Regions from separate parts of the Homo sapiens genome. Here region 2 is linked to region 1. A link is a loop called in an ENCODE intact Hi-C map of the cell type or tissue named here. Cell type or tissue: endothelial cell of umbilical vein. All regions are shown on one strand. Links, peaks and the distances in the headings refer to the core of each region. The heading gives the core; the rest is flanking DNA.

Region 1 (15,912 bases), core at 4,623-12,622:
GCTATAGGCTTCCAAGCCTGACTGGCTTTCCTCATTAACATTCCCATAGAGTGATTGGAGGGATTGGAGGGATCATTCAGACACAATTTCTCCAATCACTCTATTGGAACATTAATGAGGAAAACCAATAAGGGTTAGAAGTATATTGATCATTGCTAGAAAATGCGGTCCTAGTCCAACCACACAGAATCAGTCCCAGAATACAGATATCCCTGGGAATGGAATACCTAGGACCTAACATTTTATTTATTAATTTCACAGATATTTATTTAACATCGACTACATGCCAGACAGTGTTCTAGGCCCAAGAGACACAGCTAAGTCTGCGCTTTCGTGAATTGGTAGTACGTCAAGTGGTGATGAGTTCTCTAAAGAGAAATAAAGCAGAGTAAGGAGCAGGGGGAGACGGAGCGTGCAGCATGGTTATATAATGTGGCTCTCAAGGAAGGACAGGGAGGGAGATGGGAGCAAGCCACACAGCCATGTGGGGAAAGAACATCCCACACAGAGGGCACAGCAAGTACAACAGGCCAGAGGCAGGAGTGGGCTTGATGTACTTGAGGGATGGCAAGCAGGTAGCTGGAGCAGAGTGAAGGGGTGAGATGGGGGTGGTCAGAAGTGAGGTTAAAGAGTCAGAGAAGAGTTAGGAGCCCAGCTGGCACAGGCTGTGCAGGCCATGAGAAGGACCTTTGGGTTTTACTCTGGGTAAGACTGAAAAAGATCAGGGGATCAGGGGCTGAAAGATGACGTTAGCTACTAGGTTGATAGAGAAGAAGGCTGGAATCAGGGTGTTGCATGAGGTTACTAGTACAATCATCTTAGTGACAGATGATGATGATTTAGGCCAGCGGATACCCTGGAGGTGGTGAGAAGTGAATGGACTCTGAATTTATCTAGAAGGGAGAGCTGGCAGGATTTCCTGACAGATTGGGTGTGGAGGGAGAAAGGAAGACAGGAGTCAAGAACGGCCCCCTGAGCAGCTGTAGACTGCAGCTGACGCTTACCAAGATGGGAACCACTGCAGGAAGAGCTGGTCAGTGATGACAGCCTGGGCGGGAGAGACTGGGTTCTATTCGTGATGTGCTAAACTTGAGATAATGAGTAAAAATTCAAATGGAGATATACAGTAGGATGTTAAAAACATATGTTTTCTCTTTGGGTGAGAGGTCTGTATTGGAGATAAGATGTGGACATTATCAGGGGTTCACTGGAGCTGGCTTGAGAGGCTCTCCAGAGCCAATTATGTGATTTCTTCTCAACTCTACATTCAGTGATGACAGATGAGCAGTTTGAAATGGGCCATGGCAGGGAATTTACACCATGGAAATTGGCAAACATTACAAAGCAGGGCTTTTATTCCCCTAGAGAGTTGATAAGAGTTACACATTCTCCAGTATACCACTGGAGATTGGCATTTAAAGCTAGAGGACTATATGATAACATCTGGGGAATGTGTGTGGATGGAAAGAAAATTGTCAGCACACTGGACCTGAAGCCACTCCAAAGCTTAGAGATGGGCTCCATGTGGTGGAACCAGCACTGGAGATGAGCAGAGAGCAGCCAGTGAGGTAGAAAGAGGATCCCAGAAGGGCATGATGGATTTTCAAATGCTGCTGATAGTCAAGTGAGATAAGGACTAAGAAATCACCTTATTGCAGCATTGTCATAAAAGATTGCACAAATTGCATGCATCAAAATTGCTTTGTGTTGGCCGGGCTTAGTGGCTGTAATCCCAGCACTTTGGGAGGTAGAGGTGAGCAGATCACTTGAGGTCAGGAGTTTTGAGAACAAACTGGGCAACATGGCAAAACCCCATCTCTACAAACAAATTAGCTGGGTGTGGTGGCACTCACATGTAGTCCCAGCTACTCTGGGGGCTGAGATGGAAGGCTTGTTTGAACCCAAGAGGTCGAGGCTGCAGTGAGCCAAGATTACATCACTGCAATCCAGCCTGGGTGACAGAATAAGATATTATCTCAAAAAAAAAAAAAAAAGAAAAGAAAAGAAAAGAATTGCCATGTGTTTCTAAGTACAGTACATGGATCAGATGCCTGGTCTCCACCTCAGACATCCTGAACCTAATGCTCATGGGCATATAACAGAGAAGACAGTTTGAGAAGCAGTGCCTTAATATATAGTGTTCCAGAAAAACAGGCACAGTGGGGTAGAGAAAAGAACACAGCAGAGGAAGTGATGAATAATGCAGATGGGAAAAGAGAGAAACTCTTAGAACAATTTTTACTCACCCTAAGGTCAGTCCTGGACACAGAGAGCAATTAGAGACCATGGTAGAGACTCTTGGGGTGAAGATTATTACAACTAAGGCCAAGAGTGAGTTTTCTCCCTATAGCACCAAAGAAACAGCATGTTCCTCTTTTAAATATCCCTCCCTTCAGCCACTATGTCAGAAAAATGGAGCTGCAATTGTCCCTTAGGTCTTTTCCAGCTTCCACAACCCATGCAAAAAAAAAGGCAAGAGAGAAGATGAAAGACCAATTTCAGTATCATCTATTGGTCACCTATGTCAAAAGCCAGCACTCTACCCCTAAGTCTTAGGTGTCCTAAGATCTAGCAGAGGGAAAACCTGTTTTGTTTTGTTTTGTTTTGTTTTGTTTTGTTTTGTTTTGTTTTGCCTCAATTTTTTTCAATGGCTTGATGTAATCATGGGTCAGGGCTTCATAACCCAGCTGAGTCCCAGAATAGATTTAGAAAGTATAATTTAGGCTGGAGCCAGCCATCAACTGCCCGAAATGAGCAAGTCCTAATTTGAACTCCGAATTTGGGGATCGACATCTATTCTGTAAAAGCAAATGGATTTGGATCAAATTGGAAGAAATCATTTCTAAGATCTCGTGGAGTTCTTGTAGAAGAAAATCCTGCTATTATCTGCCAATTAGGGTGAAGGAAAGTAAGTAACAGGTGCCAACACTAGGAAGGAAGTCTTCCGTGTAGATCCTATCCAGAGAAGGCTTTCTATGTGGGATTCACCCAGTTACATTATGCCTAGTTCCCCTTCACCAGCCCCTTTAATTTTCCTTTAAGTAAGATGGTACCCCTGACACATGAAATTCATACCACTGAAAGAGAAGTTTAAGAAGCAGACAAGTGGTACAGGAGCCCTCCCACGAGTCTGTGCCGATTCTTGTGAATTTGCCTATTTTGTTACCAAAGTGAAATTTATGTGCCTGGGTGTAGATGAGCAGAGTCATCAGGGCTCTGCAAAAGCTGTTCCTGTGCAGGGGCAGTGACAGCCTTGCTTTGTCACTGGCCTGGTGCATAGGTGCCGGGTCCACCCATGTAGGCAGCAGTGCAGGTGTCAGGTTCTGGAATCACTGTCATTAAGATGTGAATCCCATATGCTATGGTCTGAATGTTTTTGTTCCTCTGCAATTAATATATTGAAATCCTATCCCCTAAAGTAATGGCATTAAGAGATGGGGCCTTTGGGAGACAGTTAGTGCCCTTATAAAAGAGGCCCTCAAAAGCTCAGTAGTCCCTTCCACCATGTGAGGACACAGGAAGAAAGTTTTGCTTGTAAGCCAGAAAGTGAGTGCTCCCCAGGCACCGAATCTGCCTTAATATTAGACTTTCCAGCTTCCAGAACTATGAGCAATAAACTTCTGTTGTTTGTAAGCTCCCCAGTTTATGGGATTTGTTATAGCAGCATGGAGAGGCTAAGATGCCATCCTTAAAGGGAGGACGAGGAGAGGGCGCTTCCTCCCCTGCTGAGCCCCAGCTCTGGGTTGTCAGGTAGCAGAGCATTTAGGGAGAGGAGCTCATTAAGAAAAAAAAAAAAAAAGCAGTCTGGAAATGCATACGGGCACTTGTCGATTTGAAATCAACAACGTAGAATGGTGTGCTTATGTCAGCCTACTGGTCAACTTGGCTTCCTGAAGACCAATTGTCAACGAGCAGAACCTCAGCTCCCAAGGCCACATGCCGTGCCATTTGACATTACTCTCGGGGCAATACCTAGATCCTATGGCTTTTGGTTCAGCCATAGCGTCCATCTGCAGATCATCTTGTGTTTGTCTGAGACAGAGTCTTGCTCTGTTGCCCAGGCTGGAGTGCAGTGGCACAATCTCAGCTCACTGCAACCCCCACCTCCCACGTTCTAGTGATTCTTGTGCCTCAGCCTCCCAAGCAGCTGGGATTACAGGCATGCACCACCACACCTAGTTAATTTTTGTATTTTTAGTAGAGACAGGGTTTCATTATGTTGGCCAGGCTGGTCTCAAAACTCTTGGCCTCAAGCAATCCACCTGCCTAGGCCTCCCAAAGTGCTGGGATTACAGGTGTGATCCACCACGCCCAGCCCAGATCATCTTACTCGCCCTTTATTTCTAGTAGAATCTCTGGTTGGGTGTTCTGTGTTCTCCTTGATGGTATTAAACCAACATACCTAAGAGCAAACAAAAATATCTTCGGGACTCTGTGACTTCCTTTTTTCTTCTGTCAATGGCCTTAAGGTGGCATAAGAGAAACATGTCTCATGTATCTTAGAGTGGGGCCCATGCAGTACAAGAAAACTTCTGTCCTTAAGAGATCCAGTGGTCAGAAACTGGCTAGGTTTGAGAGTTGGTTTCTATCTCAGATGGTACACATAAGACCTAATCCTTTATCTTAACTCCTGTGGCTGCGCTCCTGTTCACTCTAGTCACCTGAGAAAATACAACCTCGTAGAGGCATTATAAACTCAAATATGTGTCAAAGCCAGGCAGGGAAGAAATGTAGCAGGAAAATACAGAAAGAGGCACATTGCAACCTGGAAAACTCCTGCCCCAGCAGGTGAGGCCAGCTACTACTCAGCTGTGCCACGGGAAAACCAGGGCCGGTGTTCCTGGATCTTCTAACTTTACAAAAGAAAATGTATGTATGCGTTGTTCTTATATTTAAGGAAAAAATACATATGTCTGTATGTGTGTATGTGAGAGAGGAACAGAGTGAGAGATATGAAATATCTCTATTTTTATAATCCAACTTTAAAGAATAACATTGCCTAAGATGCCAGTTTTCAATTTCTACAAGTAAAAGAGCACTGTCCTGAGGCAGGCAGATGATCTGAAGTCAGGAGTTTGAGACCAGCCTGACCAACATGGTGAAACCGTGTCTCTACGAAAGTACAAAACTTAGCTGGGCATTAGCCAGGCATGGTGGCTTACACCTGTAATCCCAGTACTTTGGGAGGCCGAGGCAGGCAGATCATGAGGTCGGGAGATCGAGACCATCCTGGCCAACATGGTGAAACCCCATCTCTACTAAAATACAAAAATTAGCTGAGTGTGGTGGGGCACGCCTGTAGTCCCAGCTACTCGGGAGGCTGAGGCAGGGGAATTGCTTGAACCCGGGAGGAAGAGATTGCAGTGAGCCAATATCACACCACTGCACTCCAGCCTGGTGACAGAATGAGACTGTCTCAAAAAAAAAAAAAAAAAAAAAAAAATTAGCTGGGCGTGGTGGCACACTCCTGTCATCCCAGCTACTCGGGAGGCTGAGACAGCAGAATCGCTGAACCCGGGAGGTGAAGGTTGCAGTGAGCCAAGATCGCATCACTGCACTCCAGCCTGGGCAACGAAGCAAGGCTCCATCTCAAAAAAAAAAAAAAGGACTGTCCCACCCTAAATATCTACATATTCTCCCCTGCCCCAGGCTTGATTTTCATAAAAAGGAAACATCTTGCTACAAAAAAAACTAATCTTAAAATAGATCCTCAGGCCCTCCAGCTGCAGCATAATCCTAGTGCTAAATCAGAATATATATTTTTTTAAAAAAAAAAAACCTATTCTGACAGGTCAAATGCAAATTTTAAAATATATTTGAATACATTGAATACACGTCCTCCAGCTAGAGGAAACAGGAAGATGACATCCTCTTTGCTGAGAACATGGTTTTATTACCTAGCAATAGGACAACAACTTCAGAAGCAACTGAACCTCTGGTCTAATTATTGCCTGATAGAACAACTTATTAATATCATCAGCAACATTTTTTTGTTTTGGGAAGATATTCTCCATTGATGGTGTTAAAACAGAACAAATCAAGCAATTTCAGCCAATAGAACAATCACCCTACCACCTAGAGGTATATTTTGCTAACTCAAATTTGCAGACCAGCAGTGTGTGGTCCTACTTAAAACTAGAGATTGCACAAGAGCCAAACAGAGGTTCTTTTATGATCAAGGTGGCTGACTGGTAACAGCTGGACTAAAACCTTTCAGTTCTAAATCATCTCTTTCATGCTAGATGGAGTGGAATTCTGGGGTCCCAGCCAAGTCCTTGAGCAAGAACTTGAATGGATTCACAGCTCCTTTTCTGATGGAAACGTTGGCTAAACCCTGAGGAACTCTGGATCTCACCACGATGTCAAATAGAATGATGTCCCTGCTGGGGGAGGAGGCAAGTCAGGCTTCTCCATTGTCCCTTCTAAACAGCAGCTCACACTTGTCACATCCACAGCAGAGATGCAACTCTTCAGTTTTAAACTCAGGATGTCCTCACTGTCTCTTGCCGGATAAGGCAACTTTGAATTCACTACCTTCTAGCACTTAGCCCAAAGTTTTGTAGGGACATAGGACACGCAAGAGAAGCAGATCAATGGATATGTTGGCTAGTCATTACTTTAATCTCTTTACACTAAATCCTTTTTTTTTTTTTTTTTTTTTTTTTTGAGACAGAGTCTCACTCTATTGCCCAGGCTGGAGTGCAATGGCACAATCTTGGCACACTGCAACCTCTGCCACCGGGGGTCAAGCGATCCTCCTGCCTCAGCCTCCCAAGTAGCTGGGATTACAGGCATGCGCCACCATGCCTGGCTAATTTTTGTATTTTTAGTAGAGACAGGGTTTCACCATTTGGTCAAGCTGGTCTTGAACTCCTGACCTCAGGTGATCCGCGTGTCTTGGCCTCCCAAAGTGCTGGGATTACAGGTGCGAGCCACCATGCCTGGCCTACACTAGATCTTTATTAAATTAAATAATCAAATATCAACATAGTTATGCTGTATTTTCTCAACTCCCTGCTGAAATTATTTTACAAAGTTAAGATTTAATTCCTCTCTATTGAGGGCTGATGTTTAGTGTCATTTTGTTTTGAATGAGCAGCAACCTATTCTTGGCCTGGACTGGGGCTGGCCATGTGACCCGAGACTTAGGCAGGACATGGAGGTGGGTGGGCAGGACCCAAGGCCAGGCATGGGAGTTTGCTGGGGTCAGTGAGCCTGCAAGCCAACCCACAGACAGGCTAAAGACTCATGAATCCGGTTAGATGTGTCAAATATAGCTGGAGAATCAAGAAACAGGTGGAGACCAGAGAAATCAGAGGAGAAGAAACCAATTTAAAGCAAAGGTAGAAGCAAGTGTTTGTAGAAACCCCTTGAACCACTGGCATAGCTCCAGGCATGTCTAGGCATAGCCTGGGCTATAGGCAGAGATGAGGTGGTTAGGATGGTATCTTAGTATCATCTTGCTGAGAAAGCCAGCAGAAGAAACATCTATAAGCACGCTTCTGAGGCTTTTTCAAAATGACCATTGAAGATCTTGTTCCTTATGTTATTCAGTGCTTTTTATATATTCCACTCCGTTAATTCCTTTTAGAAGATAATAAGAAGTATGTGATTCAATGTACTTACCTTTTTACCTTTGCTGCCAGGAAACTCAAGCTAAAGTTGAGGCACAACCTCAGTAACTTGCTCATTCTGGATGTCTTTTCATACTTTTAACTTATTGTTTTCTTCTTTTTTTCTATTTTAGATTACCCTTAATTTTCTAGTTTACCCTCATATTCCATGTAAATATGTGCACATATTTTGTGCCTTTGCCAAGCAGCATGGAATCCTATAACCTTCTCTTCTGTGTGTGTTACTTTCTGTAAGGGAAACCAACACAATGGAAACGTAGCCCATTGAGAGTAAAAAATAGAACAAAGTATGCTACTTCCCTTCTCTTGGCAGAACGCATTGTCCCAACAGGTGTATCAAAAATGCTTCAAGGTAAGCCAAGACATGGGAACATTGTGCTCTGAGCAAGGTGGTTCTTTTTTCCCAGAAGGGAATGAATTCATTTGGAATGTTAGGCCCTGACAGAACAGAGCCACTCCATTCCACTCCATTGTGTCCTGGGAGTACACAGGGACTTGGTGCAGCCCCTAGAGGCAGTGGCAGTTTACAGGCATTCCTGGGAAGAACAGAGGGGGTCCCGTTGGAGGAAAGCAGGTGCACACTGTCCTGAATCTCCGCGCCTGATGCCCACCTTCATACAAGCTGCAGCTATGCCTGGGGGATGACAGTTCTGCAGAGTCCAAACTCACAAGGATAAGGGCTGGAAAAGAGGCTTTGCTGGTTTTCTGTTCCCACCAGGATGTTGGAAGCCTCCTTTTTGTCCTTTTCACTCTACGCTTCTTTTTTCTTTTCCTTTCTAAATGTTGCTGTCAGTGTACTCAGCTGAATGCTATCAGATACACAAATAACAATAGCTTCCTGGGAACGATTTGCTGCTGTGGGTCATGGGCCAGTGCCAAGAAGCCCAGGCACGCCAAGCACAGTGTTTTAGGAAAACCGCGGCTTTCAGAGAGCAGCTTCAGGATAATTGTTCAATTCCATTAGGGATTCTGGCTCCGAATGCACCTCGGAACCTGGCCCCAGTGTCTCCTCCAGGGGAACTTAGAGGTCCCCCACTCCATACCTTGGCTGGCTTTCTTTTTGATTTGTTTAATTTTCAAGAACCATCATTACTGGAATCTCGTATCTGATTGCGGTGTTCATGGAAAGAAAAATGGGAACAAGGGCTGAGAGACAGTGAGGCTTCCAGGGTGATCAGGTTGACTCGCAGAGGGAGAAATAACAGATTCCCAAATGCGGATTCTGGCACTTACACGTTTCTGAGTTTCCGATCTGGAGATCGGAGAGGTCACCGTCCTAGGGCTTGTCAGCCTCGCCAGCCTGCTGGGGCTCCCATTGTTCTGCTCAGAGTCCGGGAAGCAGATCCTGCTCCCTGATGACAGCTTCAGGCCGAGATGTTCCTGCAATGGAAGGTTTCCCGGGCAGGCTTTGCTTCCATCCTGGAGAGAGTTAACCAGGTCAGCCAGGGTCAAGGAGCAGATATCAAGTTACATATTTTCCTCCCTCATTTCCTAGCACACTCCCAGACATGCTCCACAAGGAAGGCCAGGAAGGAAGCATACCCGCCCAACAGACAAGACAGGCCAGGACCCTGGAAAGAAGAGGAAGGCACGTCTCTGGGCCTTCTCAGTCCTTACTTCCTCCTCCCTCCTTGTCCCACATTCCCCTCTGGATGGGTCTCACTCTCCAAGAAAATGGCCAGGAGCAAATCCAGGCAGAGAGGGAAGTTACTGAGACCCAGAAGCACAGCCAAGAATAGAAAGTACCTTTAATGAGCTCTTTCTATGTGCTTAATCTATGCAGCTGTTTTCTCCTCTGATCCTCAGAGCAGCCCTTTGAGGTTGGCTCTTATTCCTAACCCCACTTTCTAGAATAGGAAAACAGAGAATAGAGAGAGATTAAGTCATTTGTCCAGGGTTACGCAGCCAGCAGTGGCAGATCCAGGGTTTGAACCCAGGTAGTCTGACTTCAGAAAACTCTCCAGAGCGAATCTAAATGGGGGTCTAACCTAGAGTGAGACCCTTGGAATCCAAGCTGCTGAGAAAAGTGTCCCTTTAGAAAGGAACTCTAGGTCTGGTTGCCAGATTCAGCAAATGAAAATACAGGATGCCCAGTTACATCAAATTTCAATAAACAATGAATCATTCTTTCATCTAAGCATGTTCCATGGAGTTTGTCTGAAATTCAAATGTAACTGGGTGTCCTGTATTTTATCTGGCAACTCTTAACTATAGGGCCACTCCCATCTCTCTGCCCTCTGTCTTGTCTTCCTCTCATCATCAATAGGCTGTCTCCCTGCTTCCATTTCCCCTCTGATGCCCATCTCTGGAACAACTGAGCTGTACCTGTCCATGTATTCTTATTTAAAATCAATTATTGGCTGGGCGCGTTGGCTCACGCCTCTAATCCCAGCACTTTGGGAGGCCAAGGTGGGTGGATCACGAGGTCAAGAGATTGAGATCTTCTTGGCCAACATGGTGAAACCCCATCTCTACTAAAAATACAAAAATTAGTTGGGCGTGGTGGGAGGCTGAGTCAGGAGAATCGCTTGAACCCGGGAGGCGGAAGTTGCAGTGAGCCAAGATGGCGCCACTACACTCCAGCCTGGCGACAGAGCGAGGCGCCGTCTCAAAAAAAAGAAAAAAAAATCAATTACTAATGATCATCTAATATCACCTGAGCATCCATAATATGCCAGGGCTTCTTTGTTCAGAAGAATCAACATGGTAGCCTCTGGGCTGGTAGGTGTTAGGGTGCAACATAATCAAAAACACCAGGACCCCTGATACCCACTCAGAAGCAGGAGCCACTACCGCTAAGACGCAGTGTGGGATGGGAGGTGCCACTAGGGGGCTGGAAGACTGAGACCCCCCTCACCCCTGGTCAACCAGAGCTCTGCTTCTAAGATATTTCTTATGTCCCCACCAAATATTTCATTTGGGAAAAGATTTCCATAATTGACAAAAAAAAAAAGTTACTGAAAATCACTGTCCTAAAGCACACCTTCTCAAGCGTCAGTTTATAATGGAATCATCTGGGGGTTTTACTAAATGCAGATGCAGTCTGCATTCCTCCAAGTTCCCGTGTAGTTGCTGAGGCTGGAGCCTATAAAGGGCATTTTGAGGTCGAGGATCTAAAGTATCCTCTCTGACGTCCATGCTCATAGGTTATTTTTCTTTTTCATCTTTGTTTCAGGTAGGTAGGTAGGTAGGTAGATAGATAGATAGACGGATGGATAGGCAGATAGATCTCTATAGAAATCTACATAGAGATCTCTCTGTTCATCCATCTATCTATCCATCCATCTGTTCAACTATAGAGACCTATCTATCTATCGATCTATCGGTATCTATCCATCGGTATCTATCCACCAATTCATCCATCCATGTACCCATCCATTCATCTATCTATGTATATATGTAGATATCTGTCTATCCATCCATCCATCCATTAATTATCTTTCCCACAGCTATTTTATGCAAACACTTAGACAAAATTAGTAGTGACTGTACAACCCACTCAAAGAGAAACAAAATCCTCCTGGTGGAGGTGATCATAAGAGAGAAAGGAAGGGACTAAACACATTGAAATGTCCCTGTCTGAAAGCATTCCTTTCTTGGGCACTGGGGATACTTAAAAATACAATCCACTCTAAAAGGATCTCTTCCTCTGTGACATCCTACCAAGGTCGAAGAGTCCACTATGAGAATTTCACATTTGCCAAATTGCGAAGTCCTACAGACCTGAGCAGTCCTGGGCCTTAAAAACTCTGTAACTCCTACATGACCAAATGGGAGTCTTTACGGTTGTGTATAATACTAAAGAAGTGTTCTGCATGGATACGAGGCATATTGTAGCCTTTAGATATGAAGTACATTATTTTCACTCCTCTGTTTTGTGTAACTATTAAATAAGTGGGCCTGAGACACTGCTTTTGCCTACTGTCTGATCAGATTTTTTTTATTTTCTAGCGTATATCAAATGTGCTTGTTTCTGTTAAATTGAGAGTCCCCTCTTTTAAAAAAGAAAAACTGAAGTGTTTATTTTTTGGCCACGATGACATTGAGTGCTCCTGGTTTGGAGTGATTTATTTTTTCTCTTCCTTTACAGCTGTGACCTAGTTAATTGTAGGTAGGAAGCAAACTCTGAAATCATTAGACCTTCTGCTTTGCTTAGAAATCTTGTTCTGTTAAATTGTACGATGTCCTCTTTAATAACAGGAAGTCAGGTCTCAGAATCAGCAACATTTGTGTTCTTTGTGCATCGAGTTAAAGAAAAGTAAGTGTGTCCCCTGCAGTTTCCTCGTGGTCGGGGAAGAGAGACGGATGAGTAAATGACCCATGGATGAGTCACTCATTTCTATAACGAGTCAAAATGCTCTGTTGGCCGCAGGTTGTAACCTCTGAATATTCTAGTCTCCCATCCAGAGACAAAGGAGGGAGTGATCAGGGTCTCAGCTTGGCTGCTTGGTTCCTGACGTTGGGCGAACTCAAGTACTGAAATATCACATCATTAAGAAATGACTTTAATGTAGAAATAAATGCATGTTACTAATATTCAGGCTTTTCAAGTCTGTAAGTGGGCCCTCATGGTGGAAGGAGACATCCTGTTACTTTAAACAAAATATTTCTTTTCACGATTTAACTTTTTCATGGGAGGGGTGGGAAAAAGTTGGGTGGAAGTTTCTTAAGAGTCGATTTTCCATTCTGCATATGGGGGAAGGATCGTTTATTAACTCCTTCCATGGGCCAGTTGCTCTGCTGGGGTTTCTATCCCACGATAGTTCAGAGGTAAAGTGGCAGATCTTTCGAAGCCATGTGAAAATATGAAGCTGTAAACATTAAGTACAGTGACGGACACAGCTTGCTTCTATTTCTCTCAATCACCCTAAGTCCAAGAACTAAGGTTGAGCTACGAGCCTAGATCTATGAGATCTGTGAGATCTGAGGGCCTAGATCTATGGCTCTCAAAGTGTAGTCACATAGCCAGAACATCAGCCTCTCCTGGTAACCTGTTTGAAATGCAAATTCCCAGGCCCTACAGACATGTTTTTCCATGCCCTGCAGGTGATTCTCATACAGGTATGAGAACCACTGACCGAAACCCTTAGGTTCCATTGTGAATTGAAGAACTCATCTGCAAGCCACCAAGACCTGGTGATCTAGGGGTCTACAGCAGTGGTTCTTCTCCTTGGCTGTACCCTAGAAACCCTGAGATGCTTCTCAAAAATAACAATACTGAGTCCCTCCCCCAGACCAATAAAATCAGAATCTCTAGGAGCGGGGTGCAGGGAAAAGCTTTTCTTTTTTTTTTTTCCTTATATTTATTTTATTTATTTATTTATTTTTATTATTATTGTTATACTTTAAGTTTTAGGGTACATGTGCACAATGTGCAGGTTAGTTACATATGTATACATGTGCCATGCTGGTGTGCTGCACCCATTAACTCGTCATTTAGCATTAGGTATATCTCCTAATGCTATCCCTCCCCCCTCCCCCCACCCCACAACAGTTCCCAGAGTGTGATGTTCCCCTTCCTGTGTCCATGTGTTCTCATTGTTCAATTCCCATCTATGAGTGAGAACATTTAGCGTTTGGTTTTTTGTCCTTGTGATAGTTTACTGAGAATGATGATTTCCAATTTCATCCATGTCCCTACAAAGGACATGAACTCATCATTTTTTATGGCTGCATAGTATTCCATGGTGTATATGTGCCACATTTTCTTAATCCAGTCTATCATTGTTGGACATTTGGGTTGGTTCCAAGTCTTTGCTATTGTGAATAGTGCCGCAATAAACATACTTTCTTAAAACTTCCCAGGGGACCCCCATGGGCAGCCAGGGCTGACACCCTGGGACCACAGGAAGGGAGGACCCAGGTGGGAGAGGGTTGCTGCCGTGGCTGTAATGTCTACGCCTGTGGAAGGGAGCCTGCAGTCATTGTGCAGAATCCAAGCAGCCCCTAGAAACTCTCAGTTCTAGACAAAAGAGATGACCAAAGCCACGGGTGGCTGCAGTGTCGGGACAGTGGGGCTGGGGAGGGGCTTCGTTTGGAGCCAGTTGGTGCTGTCCTGCCAGATTGCACCTTCTCATCCCTCCCAGCTGCAGGTGTGAAAAGCTGCCAGCCTGCTCAGTTCCTAAATCAGCATCGCCAGGGCTGGCAGACTTCTAGAGGGCGGCTGTACGCTAGTGAGCAGTGTAAACCTGCTCTAAAGCTTGTGTCAAAGGCTTAGGATGGGCCAGGGGCCCTCCTGTGCCCTAGGCTGTGGTTGTTTCTTCCCAAACCCAGGCCAACCCAGTGGGCTTATGCCCTCAGCCTGGACCTGTTCTCTGCTTTCCCGTGGAGACTGGTGCCTGCCAGGGCTGCGACATGGTTCCATGGCTGGCTTTTGCTAACCCTGCTCCCAGCTCAGGGCCCTTCTTCACATCTAAAAGGATCCTATTCTCTCTCCGGCATCCCAACCTTAGCATATGCCTGGCTTTCCAGGCTCTTAGGCCTGACCTGAACTCACACCCACTCCCTGAAGACTACCTACATTCAAGGAGATTTAAATGAGTCTAGAGCCAGAATCAGCCTGTAGCCACCAACCCCTCAAACCACCCAAGGCCAGTGGGAGGTGCTCAGCAGGCGTCCTCCATTCCAGCCTCCTTCCCTGTCCCATGGTCCTGAGTAGAGAGACCAGCTGACCTTACCACCAAGGCTCCAGGGTCCCAGTGAGCAGATCAGCCAGCCCCAAGTATGCAGGAGGAGGGACACCCGAGGGCGAGGCTGGGGCCTAGGGGCCAAACACGTGAGCCGGACTTCAGAGCTAAGCTCCCACTCCAGCCCGGAATGCGAAGGCAAACCAAGCAGACGGAGGAAAGGTCAGGGTGAGCCAGCCACCTTGGGAGTCAAAGGAGCACAGGGTTACCTGAAGCCCACACCAGCAGGGCTCATGAGGCTAAGCCACTCCTAGATGTCAGCAGGCATGTCTGTGGGCAGCGTCCCTGCCTGCTTCAGGAGTGGAGCAAGCGCTGCCTGTGGCAGAAATAGTAGGTGGGAAAGATCAGTATCTAACAGCACAGAGCTTCCCCCAAATTACACACAGGATTGCCATGGGATCCAGCAGTCTCACTCCTGGGTAAATCCCCAAAGGAATGGGAAGCAGGGACTTGGGGAGATATTTACACACTCTTAGTCACAGCAACGTGAGTCACAGTAGCCAAAAAGTGGAAACAACCCAAGTGCCCGCTGATGGATGAATGTGGTCTCTCCATACAATGGAACATTACTCAGCCTTAAAAAGGAAGCGAATTCTGACACATGCTACACCACGGATGAACCCTGAGCACCTTATGCTGAGTGAAATAAGCCAGTCACAAAAAAACAAATAATATGTTTCCTCTTATACGAGCTACGAAGAATTGTCAAACCGACAGGGACAGAAAGCAAAACAGAGTTACCAGAAGATGGAGAGGGGAGGAATAGGAAGTTACTGTTTAATGGGTACAGAGGTCGGTTTTGCAATCTGAAAAACTTCTGGAGATGGCTGCACAACGCTGTGAATATACTTAATGCCACTGAACGGCACATTTAAAAATGGTTAAAATTGTAAAGTTTGTATTACGTATATTTTACCACAATAAAAATAGGTCAGTATCTGGAACTGAAAGGGTTGGGGGTTGGATGCCCACAGGTAGGTGCTTCCATCCATCACACATGAAATGAGGAAGGGGCTGTTCACCTGGCCACAAGGGGAAACTTCACCCCTGGGCTCTGGACACACGTTCGACTTCATAAAACCCCGCCATGTGGGCTGCTCTGGTTTTAACGCTTTGAAATCTGTCCTGGGTTTTGCTGAAGGAGCTGGCGTGCCCCCTGCAGAAAGCACCCCAGGCCACTTCACCGTGGTCAGACTCAGGAAGGGGCCCTCAGACTTGCCCCTCATCAGTGGCTCACTACCGAGACCCCTAGTTCCAGCTGAGTGAGGAGCCGTGGTTCCCAGTTGTTTTTTTTTTGAGACAGAGTCTCCTTCTGCCACCCAGGCTGGAGTACAGTGGCGCAGTCTCGGCTCACTGCAACCTCTGCCTCCCAGGTTCAAGCGATTCTCCTGCCGCAGCCTCCCGAGTAGCTGGGATTATAGGTGCCCGCCATCATGCCCGGCTATTTTTGTTTTTTTTTTTAGTAGAGACGAGGTTTCACCACATTGGCGAATTTGGTCTCGAACTCCTGACCTAAGGTGATCCGCCTGCCTCGGCCTCCCAAAGAGCTGGGATTACAGGCATGAGCCACCGCGCCCGGCCCCCAGTTTATT
Region 2 (15,912 bases), core at 4,458-12,457, 110 kb after region 1:
CAGTTCGAATCCTCCTCACAGATAGTGATGAAAGGGGTTGCTCTGAAAACCTAGACAGGCACATTTCTAAGTCTGAGCTGGTCAGTGGTGACAGCCTGTTCTATCGGGAATACATCTGCCTGGACCTGATTGAGGGTTCAGCTGCTGGTACCCCCCTTCCACCTCTGCATCCGTAAGTCGTCCTTTTCCAACAGCATCACTGATCTGTGGGAAAGCACCGCTCAGAGAGCCCGGGACAAACTGCTGACTTCATCCTGGGAAGCCACTGCTGACCCTGGGGAAGTACCTTAGGAACTGGATACAGTAACCTGTCCCTTAGACTTCATGAAACTTAGCTGGGTATGCCGTCCTTCAAATGTGCAGCAAAGTGCTTTTGCATTGGGGGCAGCAGTCAGGGAGAGGAAGACACATTTCATTGTTTTGTTTTTGGTCTTTAAATTGTATCAAGCCCATTCGTAGCATTAAGCCCCATTTATGTTTGAGTGTGACTTGGACTTGGACAGGGCCAGAAGACCAAAGCCTCAAATCAACAGAAATCTGGTTTGGTTCTCAAAGTGTTACTTGTCTCTTGCAACCTAGAAGGTTAGGAGATGATCCAGTTTGTACACTGTCTTCTGTTAGATCCATTCTGTTGCAAAGGAAGTTTGGGTTTATTTAGGGCACAGCAGGAATGAGGGTCGTGTGACAAATAGGTTTGAATCCACTTGGTCCTGAGAAGTTAAATAGCTGCAATTAATTTAATTGGAGGCAATATTTGGACATGCTTTGAAATCAACGCTATATTGTCCAGCCAGTGAATACAATGTTGCCTCCAGATAAGTTAGAAAGAAGTAATGACTGGTGTATGAAGTTGTGTGGGTAGAAGTAATGTTTTAGGGAGAAAAAATTAAATTCTTATTCTTTCATTAAAGGGGAATTGTTTTAGTAGGAATAAGGATCAGAAAATCTCTCCACCCTCTTTTGTTCTGACCAAGTGTGATCTGCCGCTGCTATTGCTATATTGTTTTTGGCACTTGTCTTGAACTAATTTTATTAATAAGACTTGTTATTTATGGCACGGGTTCTCTTTGTAATTTGCAGACATTGTTATCAAGTCCCCTGATAACCTGGCAGGTGGCTGGTGCCATTAGCATGATCTCGTCATTGGGGAAACTGAGACCCCTTGAGGTTCAGTGAGTTGCTGATTTCATAATCCATGAGAACAGCATCCCAGATGTGCACAGCTCTCGATGTTATTGTCACAGCGAAGTTATAGCCTGAGGTCAAAGGGAAAGACATCCAGTGACTCCTTGCTTGGTTCTGGAACTTGGGGAGAGAGCTCTGTGGAATAGCAGATATGCAAGAGTTGCCAAGGAAAGAGCTCTTGAGTCAACCTTAAGGAGTGGATGCAAAAAGTGAGATTGGTTTGTGATGTGAAAGAAAGGGATATGGAAGGTTCAGGAGATCTCATATTGAGGGGACTTGCCAGGCTACCTTTGTCTTTAAGTAAGTGTTGGGTGAGACTACCATCAAAGATCGTTACTGCCTTTACTGCATGAATATACCACTTGTGTTTACATTGTTTATGCTGGTGCGTGTGTGTTTGCATCCGCACGTGCGTGCAGCATGCTTGTAGTTCAATTCACGTGTCCAGCAAGCCATATACTTACCCCTCATAAGACTTGCGTTTAGCCTGACGCATCATACTGAATGAAAGTATAATGGAGCAATTTACAATCTAAAGCTTTGTTCTTAGATATTTTTGCATATTTTAAGAAAAGGAACAGTATAACTTTTGAAGAATTCCTAGTTCAATATGTCAAAATGAGAAATAGACATGCTAACAGTTAACCAGCTTTTGAAGTTCTTTTAAACTACTCTCCACAGAGTATTAGAATGTCTGAGTCCAGTGTCAGGAGTAACTTCAATTCATATGTCTTATTTTTGGGGTAGCACCTGATATGATAACATTTGTGGCAGAATTTCTCTTTTTTGGTTTATTTGTTGTGCAAAATCTCAGCATCTTAGAAGCAATTTCTGGGACCTCATAAGAAAGCAATAGGGTAATGATCTTCTAATGATTCCTCAGTCTAAACCCTAAAAACTATATTCCCCTTGAGCTAAAACAGGAGTTCTCTTACCTTAATAGAATCAGCAAGTAACTCAGGCCCATGTGCCCTCATGACCTCCCCAGGACACTGCATTTTTATCGGTTCACCCCACCTTACCCATTTCTGATTCTGCGCTGTCCGTTTCTCTCTGGAAATGTCATGAAAGGAACAACAACAAAAAGATGTTGGATGTCTCTGAAAAGTTAGGCATTGATGTAAGAAAAGGAAGAAAAGGGATCATTGCATCAATTGTGGAGGGTATGTAGATATTTGGGTTTTTCCTCCAATAGCAAAATCAGAGTCAGAGAATCTTGGAAAAGTGGCTGCTAAAAAATCTGATCTTGTGGGGAAGGGCGTGCTGGATTTTATCTTGAGGTGTTCATTCCAGCCATAATCAGACTGAAGTACATCAGTAGTATTTTCCATTTTTAGTTGTTGTTTTTCCCAGAAAATTTCATCTCCAGAGTTGGTACAATAGCTCTTGGAACTTTGGGCTTTGGAGTCACGATTGCACACAAAGGCCAGACGGTTTCAATGCTCTCTTCTGCAAAAAGTTTTCTGAATCAGCATAAATCCAGCTTATCAAAAATTCTCTTCACAGCAGTTTCATTTTAGTTCCCTAAATCCATCAGCTGCCACCCTTTCCGTTGTCTCATGGAATCAGCACATCCTTCTCTTATAAGGAATAATTTAGACACACCCTTACATTGGAAGTAACCAGCTCTACCACCAGTGGCATTATTTTAAAAATCCCTATCACTGTTCCTCTCTTACGTTTACAGAAGATGGTCAGAGCTGGTGCTACTGTTTAGTACATTGCACTAATGCTTATTTGGGGGGCTAATGAGTGTGTGTGTGCGTTCAGTTATGTTTGTTTTTTGTTTTGGTTTTGTTTTGTTTTCAGATGGAGTCTTGCTCTGTCACCAGGCTGGAGTGCAGTGGTGCAATCTCGGCTCACGGCAACCTCTGCCACCCTGCCTCAGCCTCCCAAGTAGCTGGGAATACAGGCACGTGCCACTACGCCCAGCTAATTTTTGTATTTTTAGTAGAGACGGGGTTTCACCATGTTGGCCAGTATGGTCTCGATCTCCTCACCATGTGATCCGCCCACCTCAGCCTCCCAAAGTGCTGGGATTACAGGCGTGAGCCACCGCCCCCGGCCTCAGTTCTTAACTGTATCAGTGGAAATTGGGCATTTTCCTCCCAAAGAGAAACATTGTTCATCTTCCACTTGAAGATGGAAGTCACTGCTAAGAATAAAAGTCACAGTTGTTGGAAAGTAATAGAGGACTATGGGGGATCCGGTTCAGTTCAGGGGCCTTATTACTACCAAATAATCAAGAAGAAATGAGTGGTAGTCTCAGTTTGAGTCAAATCAAAACCTCTCTACAGATGTACCAGCATAATTAATTCTAATTCAGAGAAGTTCCTTGTAGGCTCTAGCTTGTTAGGAAGGGCGATCTCTACACTGTGTGATGTTTTCTGGCTTTTTGTTTTAAAGGTAGAGCTCCAGCCATTCAATGATGCAATACAAGAAGAAACGTGTTGTCTGTGGTCAGGAGCATTGGTACATCCATACCCTTTGCCCCAAACTCTGACTTACATTCACATGTTCCTTTTTGCTCCTGCCTTCTTAGCAATTATTTGCCAATCCGTGGCTACTGCGTATGTTTTGCTTGCATACACTCACTACATTAACTCGCTGCTCATGTTGAGCACTCCCCGGACCCTGGTTGTATAAGCAAATCGCTGAGTGAGTGTAGCAGACCGCACTCCAACATGGATCTGTTTAGACTTCAGAAACCTGAAAAACCAGCCAAGCATGGTGGCGTGTGCCTGTGTTCCCAGCTGCTCCAGGAGGCTAAAATGGGAGGATTGTTTGAGTTCAGGAGTTGGAGGTTACAGTGAGCTATGATTGCACCATTGCGCTCCAGCCTGGGCAACAGAGGGAGAACCTGTCTCTAAAAAAATAAAAATAAAGGAAAAAAAAGAAAGAAATCTGGAAAACCCCAGTGGTCTAAAGCACAGTGTCGCTTGTTAGGCCCACCTGTGTCAAAACTTTTCTTAGTCTGTGCTGTGGTATGGCCCCTCTTCCTCAGTTAGTAATGCATTACCAACCTTAAAGTCCGGAGTCCTGGTCCTAATGCAGAATCCCAAACCTTTTAATGATATTTTGCACTTCAAATTAGCCAAAACCTCTCCCTGCACACTTGAAGCTACCACTCCACAATTTCCTGTGGGATTAGCCTGTTCATTGGTGATGCAGCCTTCTTTGCAGGGTTTTTGCCTTTCTTTGTCCTTGCTGTATGGGGAACGCATGGGAAAAAAAACAAAAACGGCAGGTAATGGGGAATTAGATTGATAATGCATCACAGGGAATGGAAATAATAATCGGCGAGTTGCCAGGCTGTGCCATTCATAACCAGAAAATGTACCATTACGCTCTCGCCACATGCCTGGGAAGAAGTATATAGATGTGATAAAACCCAAACTAGGAAGCCAGACAGTGTGGGTCCTCCAGAGCTAGACGACATACCTACCAATAGCCGGAGAGTCTAGCGCTGGCTTGCCCATCTCCCGACTCCCACTGGCCAGCCCTGCTAAGTATCTGATATTTATTTCTCTGTTGCCCAGAGAGAGAGAGAGAGAGAAGGAGAGATGGGAGGGTGATGAGGACATGAAGTAGACACTGATGGAGCACAATGGGGAGCAGTGTTCGGCCTTCTCAATCCCCTTTTATTGGGCTGCTTGAGTGTTTTGTAACAGAAGAACTGCAGAGTGACCAGTAGCACAGATGTAGCCTGCAGGTCTTGGCAGGAGGGGAGAACCATGTACAGAAGGCAGTTGTAACAAGGGCTACTGTTAGCAAGGGCTGCAGCCACGGCTGCAGGGCTGCCCATCACAGTCAATGCCTGGTGCAGTCTACAAACCACGTGCATATGTGATCTGGGGGTTATCCAGCCAATCAAACATTTTAGAGAGATGGTGCTTTAGGAATGAAAGGGGGTATCTAGATCATTTTTGCAAATGAGGAAGAGCTTACAGGCATTGAGGGACCTCGCCCTGGTCTCAGCTGCTGCGCCAAGGCTGGTGTCCCTGCCTCCTGATGTGGATCTGTGTGGTGCAACCTGGCATGGCAAACAGAGAGGGGAGGATGGCGCCATCTTGCCCTGGGTTTGGTCATCTAACCAGCTCTGCCACTGCTTATGTGGCCTTGGGTGAATTACTGAGTCTCTCTGAGCCTTGGTTGCTTTATTTATAAGTGACATTCGGAGGAGCAAATTAGTTAATATCTGTGAAACGCCTAACTCTCAAAAAGTATGGGAGACTCTTTTTTCTGGAGAGATGGGATCTTGCTATGTTTCCCAGGCTGGTCTCGAATTCCTGGCCTCAAACGATCCTCCTGCCTTGGCCTCCCCAAGCCCTGGGATTACAGGCATGAGCTACTGCATTAGGCAAGGAGACTTCTCTAGAATAAGAGATTTTGTCTTTGCATTTCCCCCTCTCCAACCTTGTTTACTTATATTACTGGAAGGCTCAACGATGCTAACTTTGGGGGGATATGATCCCATCGAGGTAGAAGAAGCCAGCTGGCTGTAGAAGTGGAGGTGCTACTGAAATAAATGGTGCATCCTCACTTATAATACTGAAATCAATTTTATAGACAGAAAGTAGTATACGTGGACAAATGTTAGCTCTGATATTTCACAAGTGTCACCTAGCCTTCCAGAAAGGGTTCTGCAGATAAAGTCATGACCCTAGCCATTCTTACCTTGTTGGGAACAGGGAAGATTTGTGAAGATGGCAGGTGGCAGGATGTAATAGAGTCTTCTAGCTGTGAAAAGGAATTAGGGTCTATCACTGGGAGCAGATGAGAGAGCCCAGGGCTCTACTACATCTGGGTCTCCAGCGAGTCCTGGAACATTAAGGTAGAGAAGGTCGGTGGGGGGAAGGGAAGGAAGAAAAGACAGATGACTTTGCCTTTGACCCAGTGGATTATATTACCAATTTCTAAGAATTTCTGAAATTCTTTAATTTTCAAAAAAGATCAGAAAAAGCTTTTATCTTGAAAATTCTAGAAAAGATGTAAGAATTACCAAGATTATCTCAATGAATGGCAATTGCATCCTTTTCTGAACAAAAAAGGCAACACTGTAATCACCCCATAATGTTCTTTGTCTACTTCCCATTTATTGCCATTAATTAGGAAGATTTTCAACTCCTATTTTTATTTATTATATTCCACCCAAGTCATTAATGCAACAAGTTAATGGCAGAAATAAGCCTAGATCCTGAATATACAGGATGCCTTTTAGGGAGTGTGTGTGTGTGTGTGTGTGTGTGTGTGTGTGAGTGTGTGTGTGAGTGTGTGTGTGTGTGTGTGAGTGTGTGAGTGTGTGTGTGAGAGTGTGTGAGAGTGTGTGTGAGCGTGTGTGTGAGTGTGTGTGTGTGTGTGTTTCTTTTCCATTGCATCAACCACTCAACCACCGTGAAAATATTGGGATAGTTTCCTTGTAGTTCGAGAAGTCAACGTGTCAATTTGCATAATGTTCATCGAAAAAATTTTAAGCACTTAATAACCTTCTAAATGTTAAATAAAGTCAGAACGAGAGATCATCTGTCTTCTGGAGACTGATTAAACAGGCACACACAGGCAGCAGAAGAAAAACATTAGGCAAATATGCAAACAGGGAGAGTATTTATAGAACATTATATCTGCATCCAAGACTAGGATATATTTTCAGTGAGCCCTAAGGGACAGCGTATGGCCATCTTTTGCCTAGACAGGGCGGAGTGTGTCTGTCATTTGATGGAGAAATTATAAGCTGGTATTTGTTTGTGGTTCCTTCCTTACTTTATTGTGGAAAATATGGCTTTTGTCATCCACAACAATTTAGTTCATTTGCCTTCCTGTTCCTAAAGTTGTAAATTAGTCGATAGAGATTTTGTGCCATGCAGAGATCTGCAACTTCCAACTGGGAAAGATATCCAAATACTCAGAGAATACGAGAATAGTATGCAAAAACACAGTGCTTTGTTTCTTGGTTTTTTTTGTTTGTTTGTTTTTTGAGACAAAGTCTCACCCTGTCACCCAGGCTGGAGTGCAGTGGTGCAATGTCAACTCACCACAACCTCCGCCTCCCAGGTTCAAGAAGTTATCCTGCCTTAGCCTCCCGAGTAGCTGGGATTACAGCCACGCACCACTACACCCAGCTAATTTTTTTGTATTTTTAGTAGAGACGGGGTTTCAGCATGTTGGCCAGGCTGGTCTTGAACTCCTGACCTCAGGTAATCCACCCGCCTCAGCCTCCCAAAGTGCTAGGATTACAGCCGTGAGCCAACGCACCTGGCAGAGCTTTGTTTCTTAAGCAGCTAGATCCTCCTTTGCTTCTTGCCAATGAAACTGACCACGCTCCTAGAGAACTGACAAAACTCAACTAAAAAATTCCATAAACTGGCTGGGTGCAGTGGCTTATGCCTGTAATCCCAGCACTTTGGGAGACCGAGGCGAGAGGATCACTTGAGGACAGAAGTTCGAGACCAGCCTGGCCAACAAGGCAAAACCCCGTCTCTACAAAAAATACAAAAATTAGCCAGGTGTGGTGGCATGCACCAGTAGTCCCGGCTACTTGGGAGACTGAGGTGGGAGGATTGCTTGAGCCCAGAAGGCAGAGGTTGCAGTGAGCCGTGATAGTGCCACTGCACTCCAGCCTGGGTGACAGAGCGAGTGTGTCTCAAAAAAAAAAAAAAAAACCAAAAAATTATACTGTGGCTTTTGGTTTTGTATTGGATGTAGATAAAAGTCAATACACCAGTGTTCATTTGTAGGAAAGATGGGGTGGAGGAACTCAAGTATCGTGGCTTGCCCTGCTGGCTGGGCAGTGAGGATGAAGAGGGCACATGGCATCTGTCCTGTGCCTTCCCAGCAGAACTTTCCTGAAGGAGCCTGTCCGTCCATCTGGTTTTGAAATGGCTGATTCTGGGTTTGGCTACTTACCAGTGTTCCCTAAATACTATTCCCCAAAGCAGCCTCACTGGGTAGGATTCCAGAGCTTACAAATGCTTTGCTGTTTCCCTTTGTGATTACTGGTCCCACCTGTGGTTTTCTCATTACTCCTCTTCCTCTTCCTCCTCCAAGGCTCAGACCTCATTGTCCCATGATGTGACTCACCATGCCTGCCTCGAGCTTCCTCTTTCTGCGTTGCTCGGAGTCAGCTGTTCTTCAGCTAATCTTTCCAATCAAATTTCTCCAATGCCTCGGTCCATACATTGTCTTCCCACATTCTTTTAGGGTGAGGTGCTGACTGCCATTGTCATAGTTTAGGGGCTCTCTTTCCTGAGTCATTATAAAATCATCACAGCTTATCCTTTGGCCAGCTTCCTATACCCCTGACCACATCCACAACCCCCACCTCAGCACCCTGCATTCTTCGTAGACCACAGTCCTTAGCATGGAAGAAAAAGCCCGTCACAATCTAGAGGCTTCTTATTTCTTAAACTTCTTTTCTTATGTTAACCATCACACACACACACACACACACACACACACACACACACACACACACACACCCTTGCCTCTCCCCAAGCACATTTGACCTCATCTGGACTTCAGCCTTTGCAATTGCTCCCTTCACATTGCCATTCCCCTCCCATCCCTTTCCTGCCTGGGACGCACCTACTCATTCTTTACTTGGAGCCTCCAGTGTTCCCTGCTCCTGTTCCTCCAAGCAGAAGCGAGTTCCTCTCCTCTATTCTCCAGAAGCATGCGTGCTGGAAGGCAGTCGCAGTTCGATCCTATGGACAGTGACGACCTGTTCACATGCCTCCCACCGTCGCTTTTTAGGGGTAGGACCGTATCTTCTTTGTCGTTGACAGCACAGCACCCAGCGTTATCCCTGGCATTTGGCAGGTGCTCAGAAATGTAACTGAGGAACTCATTGTCACGTTGTGATTTCTCCTTTTTTGACTTGTCTGCGCAGATCTCTAGGGACTGTTTCCTGCTCCAGCCCAGGGCCCCTACCTATGGTCAGCTCTTCTCTCTGCTAGGGAGCTCTGCTTTCTCTCTCTGCCTGTTTCTATGTCAAATGGGAAGAGAATAAGGATAGTGTGACAACTCTCTTTCTCTCTCTGTCTCTCTCTGGCCCATTCTTGCTCTGTCACTCAGATTGGAGTGCAGTGGTGCAATCATAGCTCACTGTAGCCTTGAACTCCTGGGCTCAAGTGATCCTCCCACCTCAGCCTCCCCAGTACCTGGAACTACAGGCATGCACCACCATGCCCAGCTAATTTTTTTTTTTTTTTTTTTTTAGAGATGGGGGTCTCACTAGATTGCCTTGGCTGGTCTTGAACTCTGACCTCAAGCGATCCTCCCACTTCAGCCTCTCAAAGCTCTGGGATTACAGGTGTGAACCACCACACCCAGCCCTCCTTTTTTTCGTATAAAAAATGCTACCCTGGCAAACCCCAGCTGGCAAATGGCAGAAGTATTTGAGTGCCACAAGTTCATTCATTAATTCATTCATGCACCCACCCATTCAATCATTCAACACATACCTATTGGTATGCCTTGAACATTCCAGGAATGTGGCAGTGAGAAAAACCAACCAAGTCTTGCCCCTGGGGAGCTTGCATTCGAAGAGGAAGGGGCAGACAATCCACATGATCCATAAGTAAGTGACAGAGGATGCTAGAAGCTGGTAATTACTACAAAGAAAAACAAAGCAGAGGAAGGGAAGTGTGCTAAGTTGCTCTTTTAAACACAGGGGTCTTGTAGACCTCGGGAAAGGTGATCATTGAGCAAAGACTGAAAGGATGTGAGGAGGTAAGCCAGGTGGGTGTCTGGACGTGGTGAGTATTCCAAGCAGAGGGCAGAATTCATCAAAGGCACTGAGGCAGAAGTGTGGCAGGGAACAAGAGAGGTTGCACCCAGGAGAGGTCCCAGAGCCATGTGGTGCAGGGTGAGGACTGGTGGGAGTCACATGGGCCTTTAAGGCTCTACCCTGGGGGGCTCTCCCCATTGTGGAGCTGGGGAGCCCCTGGTCCCACGGAGGCCATGCAGAAATGGTTTGGGTGCCGTGTGGGTGAGATTGCAAGGTGGGCAGAGTTGGAAGCACATTTGCAAGAATCCAGACAAATGATGACAATGATGATGATGACGGTGATGAAAAGTGTTCAGGTTCTGGATATTCTGAAGACAGAACCAACAGGATTTTCTGAGGGTTCAGTGTGGGATATGTGATAAAGAGAAGAGTCCAGAATTTGGGGCCAAAAGAGCACAAAATGGAGATGACGAGGCAGAGCTACCATTACCTGGGAGGGGAAGCTGTGATCTGGGGAAAAGTGAGATCAGGAATTCCGTCTGGGACTCGCTGAGCTTGGGATGTTTAACAAGGGACCAAGTGAGGTGTGGAGAGGGCAGTTTTGAGCATAATTCTCTACAAACCTGGGTCAGGGGACACCACAGTGGAGACACAGAGTTGAAGCTCACCCATGTACAAACGATGCTTAAAGCACAAAAGACTGCCAACTCCAGGGTTCAGAACTGAGTATGATGACATCTGGGAAAATGCATAAGCACCAAACTTCAAATAATAAGAATATAATGTATGAAAAACAGCCAAGCGTGGTGGCTCACACCTGTAATCCCAGCAACTTGGGAGGCTGAGGTAGGAGAATCGCTTGAGGCCAGGAGTTTGAGAGCAGCCTGGGTCAAATAGTGAGACCCATCTCAAGAAGAAGAAGAAGGAGGAGGAGGAGGAGGAGGAAGGGAGGAGGAGGAGGAAGAAGGGGAAGGAGGGGGAGGGGGAGGGGGGAGAAGGGAGAGGAGGAGGGAGAAGGGAGAAGGGAGGAAGAGGAGGAGCAGGAAAAGGAAGAGAAAGAAGAAGGAGGAGGAAGAGGAAGGAAAGAAAAGAATTCCTCATTGTGTGAAAAGTTCTGTTGAGATGTGCCATTGTACAAATTGAATCCTCAATGTCATGCTCCTGATGGTGTCTTTTTGATAACTTGGAAGAAATGTCTCTCTTTTATTTTATTTTATTTATTTGTGGGGAGATGGGGTATCACCCTGCTGCCCAGGATGGAGTACAATGGTGCCATCATGGCTCACTGCAGACTCAAACTCCTGGGCTCAAGTGATTCTCCCACCTCAGCCTCCTGAGTACCAGGGACTACAGGCCCATGTCTCCATGCCTGGCTACGTTTTTTAAAAGATTTTTTTTGTTTGTTTTTGAGAGATGGGGTCTTGCTGTGTTGCCTAGGCTGGTTTTGAACTCCAGGCCAAAGCACTGGGATTACCACCACACCCGGCTAATTTTTGTATTTTTTTTTAGAGATGGGGTCTCACTGTGTTGCCCAGGCTGGTCTCAAACTCTTGGCTTCAAGCAATCCTCCAGCCTTGGCCTCACAAAGTGCTAAATCTCATATTTAAATAGATTTATTAATATATCATTGACATACAATAAACTATGCTTATTTAAAATATACTGTTGGATATGTCTTGATATGTGACTATACCTGGGAAACCATCACCACAATCAGGAATTGTAACTCTGTACTTTTATACTTTTAGTCAATCATTTGTGTGATGCTCAGGACTAGACATGAGGAAGGATATAAAATGTCATCACTGTCCCTGCCTCATCTGTCTGTCCTGATTTAAAATTCTGGCTTTCCAATACTATTATCTAGTCACAGACTCATTTCCAGGTTCCTTCCTTCCTTCCTTCCTTCCTTCCTTCCCTCCCTCCCTCTCTCTTTCTCTCCTTCTCTCTTTCTCTCTCTCTCTCTCTTTCTTTTCTTTCTATGTTTTGTGATGGAGTCTCGCTGTGTCGCCCAGGCTGGAGTGCAGTAGCGTGATCTCGGCTCACTGCAACCTCCGCCTCCCGGGTTCAAGTGATTCTTCTGCCTCAGCCTCCCGAGTAGCTGGGATTACAGGTGCTCACCAGCATGCCTGGCTAATTTTTGTATTTTTAGTAGAGACAACGTTTTGCCATGTTAGCCAGGCTGGTTTCAAACTCCTAACCTCAGGTGATCTGCCCGCCTCGGCCTCCCAAAGTGCTGGGATTACAGGTGTGAGCCACCATGCCTGGCTTTATTTCCAGGTCTTTTCTGAAGGTTTTGCTAAAAATACACTGCACTTTGGTTATCAAAGGGTTTGGTGTGACATGGTGAGCTGCTTGCAGCAGTGTCACTGGTTAAACCAGGAAAGTGCAAAGATCAGGAGCCCAGCCAGCTTTTAAGCAGCTCAGATCCAGGCAAAAACATCTCTCTCCTTCCTTCTTTCATGGAAACAGCCCAAACACTAGGCTCTATTTCAGCTTTTTTTTTTTTTTTTTTTTTGCTACAAGTAGTCAACACAGTAATTACCTCCTGCTGAAAGCTTTGAGAAATTGTTCTGTGTCCAATTAGAATTTTTGATTTGACTAACAGATACAACATAACATCTTTATTTCTGTAACTGCTCACTAATGATATGCACCCTGGATATATTTAGACTCTCGTTTGCCGGGGCCATTGCACTGTAAGGTGCTACGTTACTGTCTGTGACAGCATTTCCACCAAGAGGCTTGATGAGGATGGGGGTGGGGAGACTTTTGGGTTTGGGAGTCCTCTCCCTCGCTCTTTCCACCCCTCTCAGGCCTGACCTTCCATGCCCAGGCTTACATGGGGAGCAGCTCTAGGACTTATCCCCTCCTGGGAGCTCCTGACACTGGACCAGGCGCCCAGGGGCAGATCTCCATGAAGTGTCTGGGATGGTTCATGGGGCAGCCAGCCAGTGTCAAAACCTCCCCCAGGAAGAATGGAAGGAGGGATCTGCCAGCACAGCTCATGCAAGACCAAGAAGTCCCTGCCAGCGACATTCCAGCAGAACCCTTTCCAAAGTACTTGGTTATGTAAACAGAAAGGCGGTAGCCTCTAGCCCAGATGGACTGCTCCGTGTGGATGTCAAAGTCACTGTGGAAACTTCCCCCTATGGAAGCACTACGGGTCCCCAAGCTCTCCCTGCAGCTCTGTATTGGAATGGGGAGGGTTGGGGACTTCTTTTTGACCTCATGGAACTGGGACCTCCGTGTAGGACTGGTGGTTCTCTAGTTCTCGAGCGTCCCTGTTTCTCAGATGTGTCTTGCTCCGATGCCACTAGAGGTTTGATCTGATTTAAGGGTGTCACTGGAGTCAGCTGTCGGTGTGGAGTGCTTCCTGCTAAACGTGGCAGGACTTGGCATCTGAGCATGTGGACCTTGGATTTAGGCACTTAGTACAGGAGTGCTTTGTATCCAACACAGGTTTAGCAAAGCAGGTGGCCTGGCAGGACATACTAACCTCATAGGTGGCCATTTTCCTACTGTATGTCAAGAGCCACCAAAGACCCAAGGGTGGAATTTGGAAAACTTGCAGGTGGTCTAGAATACTATTTTCTGCTCCACACCTCCCTGGGAGGCAATGGAGATTATGACTATAGTAGTATACAAAGAAGATTGTTTATGACAAGGAGAGCCCATTCCCCAACTCTTATCTATGTGGCTTCACCCATCACTGAGGGCAGATCCACATTGATTCTGCTTGTCACATAGGTATGTGAATGACAAATAATGCATGTGTTCCTGAGACTGGCTTTTGGGGCATATTTCTACAGAATAGGCAAATTAAAACATATTTCACTGAATGCAAATTAATTTATATAGTACCTATATTACATAATTGCCCTTGAAATTATATATATAAAGATATATGCTATTTAAATATATATTTATTATTCATATAAAATATTTATTGTGTGCCTATTATGGCAGTCACATCATTCTATTTTAATCACACGTATTATTGTTTTAGTATCAATAAAATGTTTACAACTGTGAAAACTTATTGTATAATAAGACCCATAGTTGTAAATAATACTGTGTCTCCTTCCATTGATCACAACATAAGCAAAATTTTTTTAAAATTTCATTTAAAACGACAGATTAAACTGGACACTGAAACAAAGTAGGCAAATTCATGTTACCAGAAAGTGTTATTAAGGTTCTTGGTTACTGAGCACGTGAATTCTCTACCAAACCAGCAACAGATGCCGGTAACTCTTCTGCACAGAATTACATTTTAAATAGGGGATGTTCGACCACACATTTATATGAGAAAAATTGGTAGCATCAAAAAGTAGAAAAATGCGTTTGTGCCTATCAGTCTGTACTAAAATTTTTGTAAGCTTTCTGAAGCACTGAGTGAACGTTGTAAAAATTTGTTTCACCAAACCACATGTAATATTGTACCAAGGAAACATCACAAGTAAATACATCAGCTATCAGAATGAATATATTTTCTTGGAACTCTTTGTTTCTAGCTGTGCCTATATATCCATGCCTTATACATCACAACTTATTGGAGAGGAAGGGAAGGGATCTTAGAGTCCGTCTGTCCCTGAGTTCTGTAATCCTTTCTACAACTTCCCTTGCTAAAGTCTCTGGTCCCTTCCTGATGATTTGCAGTGATAACGGGGCAACCCATTCCATTTTGAGCAATGATGCTTGTTCAAAAGTTCTTCCTTCCATTGAATCCGAATGTATCTTCTGGAATTTCCCCTCATTGGGTCTATTTTTTGCCCACCAAAGCAAAGTTAACCCACCTTCACTTTATACACATCAGATTAGCAAGTTCCCCCGAACCCCCATTTGGGTAAGCCCAGGACAGTCCTAGTTTATACCTGTTCTCTCTATATAATCAATAATAGCCTCCCTTTTGCCTCACAAGTATCTGGTATGGCCAGTAGGTTGTATGGTCACGCTACCACTAGAGCTTGTGATATGTAGGCCACCGATGCAGCTTTTCCCTCAGTCCTGGGAAGTACTGGTTTCTGGACCTTCACCCGGTCTAGTTATCCTTCTTTGGTCTCTCTCCCATTTCTTTCATTTTCTTGTATAAAATATGGTACCCACAATTGAATACAGATTTCCAGAAGCAGTTTAACCACAGTAGAATGCAGGGCACCTCTTAATTCCCTTATTCCGATGCTGGGCTTCTAGCACGTGCGTGAAGAGTACGACACAAAACTGTAAACAATATGACCCCAACTTTGACATTTGAAGCTACCATCCGAACCTCTTTGCCCTCTGTAAATCTGATATGCATGCCTGCTATGTCCCTTTACAAATCACTGGGGGGAAATACATGGATTGAGGAAGACAAGTTCTACTTTAATATCACTTTGCAGTTTTCCAAGTGCTTGTGGATCTTGCTGTTGCAGCCCTGTCTCCAGACTCCCCTCATTTTGGCCTCATGATGAAATTGACTTGAAAACAGTGCTCAGTGGCTATTTCCTATTTCAAGCGATTTAGCCATCCTCACTCAGACGATTAGCTCCCCCTTCTTTGTTTTCATAAAGACGGTGTCCAGCTGTATTTCTCACTGCTTCCTTCTCATCCGCCACGGTGTCCTTCAGCTCTTTGCCTGGGTGACATTTCCAGAACATTCTATGTTCTCTCCCATTTCATCCCTTCTTACCTCATGTTGCTGTGTTCTGCAGATATCACTCCTTCCCTGGGGTATTGACGGATCCACCAGGTGTGAGTTAGGGTGTCCCCCCGTCCCCATCCCATAGCATCTTATACTCACCCCTGTAGTCACACTGATCACTCTGCAACAGCCTGTTAACTTGGGTATTTCCTCTACAGAACATAGAAGTTCCTTAAGTATAGGAGCAAAATCACATTCATCATTATATACCTAATAAGATCCCTGGCACATAATAAAGATGCTATAAGCACTTGAGTGAACACATTGTGGTGAACATTACTGTGAATAATTCTTTATTCTATTTCTCTTGTTTCGA

The links. Hi-C counts contacts between places; a loop is a spot of excess contacts. Peaks named below come from ENCODE experiments on the same cell type or tissue, not always from the same donor. Only the 100,000 strongest peaks of a DNase experiment are listed, where the experiment ranks them.
Region 2: a loop joins it to region 1, with 8 times the contacts of the local background. A loop is called at or near these places in 7 of 110 quality-filtered maps.

The regions. Positions count from the first base shown.
Region 1 is chr10:13,983,707-13,999,618 of GRCh38, reverse strand. All of the region lies in intron 2 of FRMD4A (FERM domain containing 4A), which reads left to right. It overlaps FRMD4A-AS2 (FRMD4A antisense RNA 2), which reads right to left and starts at 8,039. Exons shown (of 3, transcript NR_199003.1): 1 at 7,627-8,039. In endothelial cell of umbilical vein, for the core only: no CTCF peak of the experiment used is centred there; DNase peaks (open chromatin) are centred at 8,038, 8,458, 9,018 and 11,968; H3K27ac peaks cover 5,777 bases.
Region 2 is chr10:13,874,739-13,890,650 of GRCh38, reverse strand. The region is part of intron 2 of FRMD4A (FERM domain containing 4A); the gene reads left to right. Among named protein-coding and RNA genes, the nearest start is that of FRMD4A-AS2, 110 kb to the left of the region's middle. RefSeq lists enhancers at 3,342-3,471, 7,084-7,973, 8,108-8,402, 7,974-8,864, 8,865-9,754. In endothelial cell of umbilical vein, for the core only: no CTCF peak of the experiment used is centred there; a DNase peak (open chromatin) is centred at 8,290; H3K27ac peaks cover 4,344 bases.